Regions from separate parts of the Homo sapiens genome. Here region 1 is linked to region 2. Evidence: read pairs that join two places in POLR2A ChIA-PET (ENCODE). Cell type or tissue: GM12878. All regions are shown on one strand. Links, peaks and the distances in the headings refer to the core of each region. The heading gives the core; the rest is flanking DNA.

Evidence for each region. ChIA-PET counts read pairs that join two places held together with the same protein. Peaks named below come from ENCODE experiments on the same cell type or tissue, not always from the same donor. Only the 100,000 strongest peaks of a DNase experiment are listed, where the experiment ranks them.
Region 1: POLR2A ChIA-PET joins it to region 2 with 6 read pairs; 2 of 35 experiments call an interaction of 5 or more read pairs at or near these places.

Annotation. Positions count from the first base shown.
Region 1 is chr14:73,710,803-73,715,190 of GRCh38, forward strand. It overlaps PNMA1 (PNMA family member 1), which reads right to left and starts at 3,582. Exons shown (of 1, transcript NM_006029.5): 1 at 981-3,582. The coding sequence starts at 2,837. The coding sequence ends at 1,776. It overlaps MIDEAS (mitotic deacetylase associated SANT domain protein), which reads right to left. Exons shown (of 13, transcript NM_001367710.1): 13 at 4,320-4,388. RefSeq lists enhancers at 2,978-3,037, 3,978-4,047 and silencers at 3,128-3,297, 3,478-3,757. In GM12878, for the core only: no CTCF peak of the experiment used is centred there; no DNase peak of the experiment used is centred there; H3K4me3 peaks cover 2,937 bases; H3K27ac peaks cover 2,082 bases.
Region 2 is chr14:74,066,829-74,071,216 of GRCh38, forward strand. ALDH6A1 (aldehyde dehydrogenase 6 family member A1) reads right to left here. Exons shown (of 12, transcript NM_005589.4): 6 at 4,367-4,388; 7 at 2,032-2,153; 8 at 552-741; 9 at 1-58. It also overlaps a transcript of BBOF1 not described here. Among named protein-coding and RNA genes, the nearest start is that of ALDH6A1, 15 kb to the right of the region's middle. In GM12878, for the core only: no CTCF peak of the experiment used is centred there; no DNase peak of the experiment used is centred there.

The DNA.
Region 1 (4,388 bases), core at 88-4,087, 360 kb before region 2:
AAAAAAAAATTTTTTGAGAAACAGGGTCTCACTCTATCACCAGGCTGGAGTGCGGTGGGACGATCATGGCTTACTGCAGCCTCAACCTGCTGAGCTCAAGCGATGTCCCACCTTAGCCGCTGGGTGGCCACCTTAGTGCTGGGACCACAGGCGTGTGCCACCATGCCTGGCTAATTTTTAAAAGTTTGGGTGGAGATTGGGTCTATGTTGCCCAAGCTGGTCTCAAAATCTTGGCTTCAGGCAATCCTCCCTAAGTGCTGGGATTACAAGTGTGAGCCAAATCTGGTATCTAAATTTTTTTTTTTTTTTTTTTGAGATGGAGTCTCACTCTGTTGCCCAGGCTGCAGTGCAATGGCGCAATCTCGGCTCACTGCAACTTCCGCCTCCCAAAGCGATTCTCCTGACTCAGCTTCCCAAGTAGCGGGAATTACAGGCACGCACCACCACACCCGGCTAATTTTTGTATTTTTAGTAGAGACGGCGAGGTGGCTCACGCCTGTAATCCCAGCACTTTGGGAGGCCGAGGTGGGTGGATCACTTGAGGTGAGGAGTTCCAGACCAGCCTGACCAACATGGTGAAACCCGTCTCTACTAAAAAAATACAAAATTAGCTAGGCGTGGTGGCGCATGTCTGTAATCCCAGCTACTCAGGAGGCTGAAGCAGGAGAATCACTTGAACCCGGGAGGCAGAGGTTGCAGTGAGCCGAGATCGCTCCATTGCACTCCAGGCTGGGCAACAGAGCAAGACCCTCTCTGCCCGATAAAAATAAAAAATTTTAAAAATTAAAAAACAAAACAAAAAACTGTTAAGATGACAGCAAGAGGGGAAGGAAAAAAAGGACCTGCCATTTAAATTCACATAGTATCATACAAAGCTTAAAATAAATGGTTTGATTTAATGACAAAGTCTTCATAAGAAAAAAGGACAGTTTACTTAGGCTAAAAATGTTTATACATGCCAGAAAAATGAGAAGACAACAGAATTTTTAAAATATTTTAATTTGTATATATAACTTCAAATTTAGAACACTCAGTATGAACAAGAACTATTCTCTGACAAAGATGTGAAATGGGGGAGTGAATTACTGTACAGGTGCATATCAACCTCTCCATGCAATTTACATCTGTATCTTATGCAATGAGAAACTGGTTTACACAGCTCCGTAACTGCAGTATTTTTTAACACCCCATTTTGCAGTCTCAGAATACTTTTCAATTAAACTGGTCGACATGTTTAAAGATGAGAAATAAGATGTTTGCATTGTAAAGTTGAGTAATAGCTAATAAATGCACACTTCCTTCCATTAATATAAATCTGGAACAATTTATGGTAAACAAAAATCTATCCGCGTTATCAGTAATCTAACAGTGCATACTTTTACTGAACACTTCCTGTGAGCCAGGCCTCGTAGTAAACATCTGAACATGCAATTTCACATTCAGTGTGGAATAAGAAGTGTCATAGGTTCGCGTGTTTTTCACAACTGATTATGATGTCCATGATGACAGCGTGCACTAAGCGCTGTGTCCAACCAACCCTTTACCTGGCATTTTAGCCAGCAAGACCCGCTTGCATTGCAGTCGTTCACGGTGCTCGCTGGCACAATTTTAGAATGTTACATGAATACTCAGGCCTGACTAACCTTCCCCTCCAAAAAACAACAAAACAGAACAAGGCTAAGCCTTTACTACTCAGAGACACATCTGTAAGACCCCACAGGGACAAGAAAAGTAGCTGTGATCTAGGTCTGCACTAAAGCTGCCTTTCCTGGCACTCAGAAGTGCCCTTCCAGGCCTAACTGCAGAAGGGTGGCCTCAGCCTCCTCCTCCTCCTCCTTGGCTTCCTCCTCACGGATCTGCACCAGCAACTGAAAGAGGTTTGGGGCTGGCCCTTCCCCAGCCCCGGTAAGCCACAGCTGCCTTCGGATGGCCCCGCTGTGGTTGGCCCCGGCAATGACCTGCTCTAGGCGGGCCTGGTTCACATTATCTTTATCAATGGCCCCCTTCTCTACCACCTTCTGTAGCAGAGGCTCCAGACGAATGACATAAGCAGACAATTTTTCTCCCGGGTTCTGATAAGTGTTCAGAAATTTGATCTGGGCATCCCTAGAGCTCTCAACGCTCCCAAACACCTGCTCAAGCGCCTTCAGGCATTCGGCAGTGGTTATCGCGGGGTTGTTGGACTTAAGGATGCGAATAACATCAGCGGCGGGGCCTCTAAGACTCTCCATCAACCGCCGCCTCTTTTCTACATCGGACACCTGCCACTCCTCTAGGACCTCATTAGTGTGCTCCAGCCAGGGATCAAAGGTTTCCTCTCCAGGCCCTGGGATGTCCCTCCCCGAGAAAAGTGTCAGCCTCTTGTACCATATGGACTCAACAAGAGGCTGAATAACATTATCCAAAATATAGTTTAGCATCTCTGCTGGCATCTCTGGGCCCGGGGTCGGAGTAGGGTTCTGAAACCCAAGGACACGGGCAACATCTTGCACGGTCCACCCCTCTCTAGCTAGGAAGAGGTGCAATCTTTCTAAAAATTCAGCATCAGAAGTTGGGGGCTTAAATAACACTTTCCAGACCCCTCCTTTGCCCGGCATCTCCCTGGGGATCGCGGCGTAATCTACAGCGCCAGTGAGCTCTAATAAGGCTGCTTTCGCATTTTCTTCCCTCCAGAACATTCTCCCAAGCATTCGGTAGGAGACCTGGGGCATCGCAGCCTGGAGGGTCTCTTCGATTTCAGCCTCATCACAGTTCACTGGGATGCCCCAGACTAACAGAGCTCTCTGGGAGTTCACATCCATCCCCCGGCACCAGTCTTCCAACAGTGTCATCGCCATTTTCTCAACTATCAAGACGCCAAATTCTACCAACAGACTGTGGCTCACCGTGCTCCTGGCCTTAGAACAATACCAGACACTCCCACCAAGTAGGCCCGAGGGAGGCGACCTTCATGCAGTCACGATTAACAAAGACAGAGTCCTGATCTCGCCCTTCTCTGCCCCCACAGTCAGTCCGTAGGTGCACTCGGAGCCGAGCTCGGGGACGCTGAGGCAGTCACGCGGCCGTCGCCATCTTGCGTCTGGGTCTGGGTCCGGTCGGGTCCGCCGCCTGCAGCAGGGGCGTCGCGTCGTCGTGCAGCGGGCGAGGAGCGACGGCGGGCGGCGAAGGCAGGCGCGCTGGGCCGAGAGCCGCCGGGGTGTGGTCGCGGGGCGTGGCCGCCGGGCGCTCGCTGCGGCTCCTGGAGAGGATCGGGCGTTCGCGGTCGCAGCCTGGTCTTCCCGCGGGCGAGGAGCGGCCGTTTGGGAGACTAGCCAGAGGGAGAAACTGTGCCGAAGTCGCGGCGGCTGCGGGCCAGCGGAAAGCGGCTTCTTGGCGGGCGCGGGGACTCCTCTGGGCGGGCGGCGAGGACGGCCGAGGACCAGAAACGAAGGCAGCAGAGGAGCAGGAAAGTCGGAGAAGCGAGGCTGGAGACAGCAGAGGCGAGGGTGGGAAGGGGCGGCCGCGGCGGCCCGCAGCGGTTCAGGCGCTGCGCGGCTGCTCTGGCGTCCAGTCCTACCCGCAACCCGCCGCGACGTTACTGCTGCAGTGGAGGATGGGGCCAGCCGGCGAGCGGCGTCCGCCCCGCCCCGCCCCGTCCCGCCCCCGCGGCGGAGCTGCTCGGGCGTCTCCATGGCAACGGTGTCCCAGCCGGCGCGAGGCACGCCTGCTCCGGCGGCTCGCGGGGGTCGAGCGGTTGCCGTGGAGCCAGCGAGGGGCTCGGGCATTTGTTTCTCTGATGGCGCATTTCCTTTTTCATAATTTAGCATTTTAACAGTAAACAACTACTACTAAGCACCGTGTTTTAAAAATAATAACCCAATCCTGGAGTGGATTTAAGATGATATTGTTGGAAATGCATCCCTCATGGTGGACTTGTCTACTCGGGTTGCTCAGCCAGTCCACCCTGCACGTGAAAATACTCTCCTCAGAACCCTGGCTTCCCGTTGCCCCTGACCACACTGTGCACCCTGCATATTTCATCCCAATGAAGCCAAAATGTCGGAGTGCGCCATTTCTGTGTATTTGTGTGAGACACTGAGTTTAGACTTTTTCTTGTCTAAAATTTTGTAAAAATCTGTCTGTGTCTACTGAGTCATCTTTTAGCCAGGCAAACATTAGTGTATTATTTTCCTTTTCCTGGCTGGCATCATTGACAATAGGCTGCTAAAAGAGAATCCTTATGGTTCAAAAATGTCGAGTAATCTCCCTGCAAGCAAGACAAGGCGCACTTACATCAACCCCAGATGGTGAAAATCCCAAGAGAACAAAGCATTCAACTCTGAATTTTTAAAACCTTATTTAATAAAAGGTTTAAAGATACAGAAGAACATTCAAAAGTAAATAAGTTA
Region 2 (4,388 bases), core at 216-4,215:
ACTCGCTCTTTGGCCTGGGGAGTGATCAGAGGGCCAAGATCAGCTCCAGGCTGATCTCCTGTAAAACAACACAGAAGAATTTAAGGTCCTCATTAACATAAATTATGACTGCTGCCAGGGCTCATGCCTGTAATCCCAAAGCTTTAGGAGGCCAAGGCAGGAGGACTGCTTGAGCCCAGGAGTTCCAGACCAGCCTGGGCAACAAAGTGAGACTTCATATTTACAAAAAATAAAAAAATTAGCCAGGTGGTGGCCCGCACCTGTGGTCCAAGCTGCTCAGGAGGCTGAGGCAGGAGGATCACTTGAGCCCAACAGTTTGAGGCTGCCATGAGCTAGGATGGTGCCACTGCACTCCAGCTTGGGTAACAGACAGCCTGTGCTTTAAAAAAAAAGACTGCTAACAAGATGACTCCAAATGACAAGTACAGTATAAAGAGAGGAAATGGCAAGAATAGACATGATTGTTCCCACTGGCCAAGGCCAGTGACAGAACCCAAGAGCTTAATGCCACAGATGCAAAATCTAAGGGGGCAAGTCAGGTGATTGATTACCTGCATTGACTCTCAGGTTTTTGGCATGCTCCACCAGCTCTGGCAGCCACTTCTTGGCTTCTCCCACAAGGACTGCTGTTGAAAGAGCCATGCAGCGCTGACCAGCAGCTCCAAATGCTGCCCCAACCAGCTGGTTCAGGGTATTTTCCTTATTGGCATCTGGCATGACTACCCCATGGTTCTTGGCTCCCTAAAAAAAAATGCAGAAAGCACATGAGTCTTCCTTGGCCAAATACAACTAAGCTAAGAAATTAAGCAGTGGACCAGGTGTGGTGGCTAATGCCTGTAATCCCAGCACTTTGGAAGGCTGAGGTGAGAAGGATAACTTGAGGTCAGGAGTTCAAGACCAGCCTAGGCAACATAGTGAAACACCATCTCTACAAAAAATACAAAAAATTAGCCAGGCATAATGGCACCAGTCTGTGGTCCCAGCTACTTGGGAAGCTGAGGTAGGGGGACCACTTGATCCTGGGAGGCGGAGGTTGCAGTGAGCCAAGATCACACCATTGTACTCCAGACTGGGTGACAGAGTGAGACCCCTGTCTCAAAACAAACAAACAAACAAAAAACAGGAATTTGTTGTCTGCTGGGTTTTTTAGTTATATGAAGAGCAATGTTAAAAAAAAAAAAAAAAAGAACTTACAGCCTTACAGCAATAATGCCAGTAACCAGCTGAAAGGCAAAACAGAAAGTAGACCTCTTGATGTAGAATTTCAAGAAAGAGGCCAGGCATGGTGGCTCATGCCTGTAATCCCAGCACTTTGGGAGGCTGAGGTGGGTGGATCACTTGAGGTCAGGAGTTCAAGACCAGCTTGGCCAAGAAACCCTGTCTCTACTTAAAATACAAAAATTAGCTGGGTGTGGTGGTAGGCACCTGTAATCCCAGCTACTCAGGAGGCTGAGGCATGAGAATTGTTAGAACCTGGGAGGTGGAGGTTGCAGTGAGCTGAGATGGCACCACTGCACTCTAGCCTGGGTGACAGAGTAAGACTCTGTCTCAAAAAAAAAGAAAAAAAGTGATTAACGTGACTTAGAATGAAACTCCTCAAAAGGTTCATGATTAAAGAGAAGACATTCAGGAGGATATGGTAAGGCTTACGCCTGTAATCCCAGCACTTTGGGAGGCCGAGGCGGGCAGATCATGAGGTCAGGAGATCGAAACCATCCTGGCCAACATGGTGAAACCCTGTCTCTACTGAAAAAAAATAGAAAAATTAGCCGGGCGCTGTGGCATGTGCTTGTATTCCCAGCTACTCGGGAGGCTGAGGCAGGAGAATCGCTTGAACCCGGGAGGCAGAGGTTGCAGTGAGCCGAGATCATGCCACTGCACTCCAGCTTGGTGACAGAGAGACTCTGTCTCAAAAAAAAGAAAGAAACACTGACATTGGAGTGGGATGAGTGGCCTCTCTGCTGAAGGTCTGTTCCTAGGTAATTTTCATATATAGAACAAAGATTGGAGAAAAAAGGAATAAGAAGTCACCATATTGGCTTGAACCCTCTTGCCATGTCTTGATCCTCTCTCGAAGATATACTCTCCTGCCTTGTTGGATCCCACAAAGCTGATTGCTTTGATGTCCGGATGATCGCAAATAAAATTTACAGCTTTAAGAAGAAAATAAATGATCACTCACAAAGGAGCAAATGGATTCTCAACATGGCAAATTTCCCCTTTCCCCACTGCTATGGATTTGAAGTTTTCCTGTGTTTTTCTTTTACTTTTTCTTTTTTTTTTTTTTTTTTTTTGAGACGGAGTCTCGCTCTGTTGCCCAGGCTGGAGTGCAGTGGCACAATTTCGGCTCACTGCAACCTCCGCCTCCCAGGTTCAAGCAATTCTCTGCCTCAGCCTCCCAAGCAGCTGGGATTATAGGCACCCACCACCATGCCTGCCTAATTTTTGTATTTTTAGTAGACACGGGGTTTCACAATCTTGGCCAGGCTGGTCTTGAACTCCTGACCTCGTGATCCACTCGCCTTGGCCTCCCAAAATGCTGGGATTACAGGTGTGAGCCACTGCATCAGGCCTGTGTTTTTCTGTACTGGATTCTCATTGTGAAGTTCTCTCCTTGTTTCTTTTAAATTCTATTTAGCCGGCTGGACACGGTGGCGCATGCCTGTAATTCCAGCACTTTGGGAGGCCGAGGCAGGTGGATCACCTGAGGTCAGGAGTTCGAGACCTTCCTAGCCAATATGGTGAAACCCTGTCTCTACTAAAAATACAAAAAAATTAGCCAAATGTGGTGGTGGGCACCTGTAATCCCAGCTACTTGGGAGTCTGAGGCAGGAGAATTGCTTGAACCCGGGAGGCAGAGGTTGCAGCGAGCCGAGATTGTGCCATTGCGCCTCAGCCTGGGCAACAAGAGCAAAACTCCATCTCAAAACAATAAAAAATATAAAAATAAATTCTATTTAGTCTCTTTCCTTTCATGATTTTTCTCATTTGCTATTCCAGAATTTCTACTTCTAATCTAACCTTTTTTTTTTTTTTTTTTTGAGACAGGGTCTCACTGTTTCACCTAGGCTAGAGTACAGTGGTACAGTCTTGGCTCACTGCAACCTCTGTTTGCCAGGCTCAAGCTGTCTTCCCACCTCATGGGACTACCTGCACATGCCACCATTCCTGGCTAATTTTTGTATTTTTTTTGTAGAGACGGGGGTTTCGCCACATGGCCCAGGCTGGTCTCGAACTCCTGGGCTCAAGTGATCCGCCTGCCTTCACCTCCCAAAGTGCTGGGATCACAGGTATGTGCCACTGCACCCAGCCTTAATCTAACTTTGAAGGCTGCAACTCCTATTTTCCTCCAAAATAACAGCCTTTGAATACTGAACCCTTCTTTTTTGTCCTTTAAGAATAACAATAGGCAAGGCACAGTGGCTCACACCTGTAATCCCAGCACTTTGGGAGGCCGAGGCGGGTGGATCACCTGAGGTCAGGAGTTTGAGACTAGCCTGGCCAACATGGTGAAACCCCATCTGTACTAAAAATAACAAAATTAGTGGGGCACGGTGGCGCATGCCTGTAATCCCAGCTATTTAAGAGGCAGAGGCAGGAAAATTGCTTGAACCTGGGAGGCAGCGGGTAGAGTGAGCCGAGATCGCACCACTGCTCTCCAGTCTGGGCGACAGAGGGAGACTCCATCTCAAAAAAAAGAATAACAATATTTCCTCAATGGTGACTATGTACTGGGACACTCAGACACTATTGTGTTCTCATGTAAGAGGTAATATAGTGTAGTTTTTAAAAGCAAAAATCAGAGTCAGCCTTCCTGGATGGGTATACACATCCTGGCTTTTTCTAGCACTGTGACTTTGGGCTAATTAATTTCACTATGTCTCATTTTTCTCTTCTGCAAAATGGAAAAATAATACCTACCTCAAAGGGTGATTATAAAGATTAATAGATAAAAAGCACTAGGAACGGTGCCTGAAACACAGAAGCACTATTTAAGTATTAGCTATTATTACATGAATTAGAAGGCCTTCAGTATCTCTGAGATCTGCAAATTCTCTGAATTAAATACCCTCATGTATTCTCTTCACACTGAAGAAAAAAGTTTCTTTTTAATCTTATCTGTGTCTAGCCCTAATCCATATTTCTAGTGTCCCAATATATACTGTAGGGCAACAAGCACTGCTATTCCCCAATCAGTTACCTTGGCGCACAAAGATGGCAAAATCATCAACAAACATGGAGGTTAAAATGAGTAAATCCTTTCCTCCTTACAAGTAGGTTCCTTATCCTAAAACATCCAACCATCACTCAACACCTTGATTTTTTGGTAGCCAGATTAAGTAGCCATATGCATAAGGGCAGTTACCTTCATGCTGTCCATGGATGAT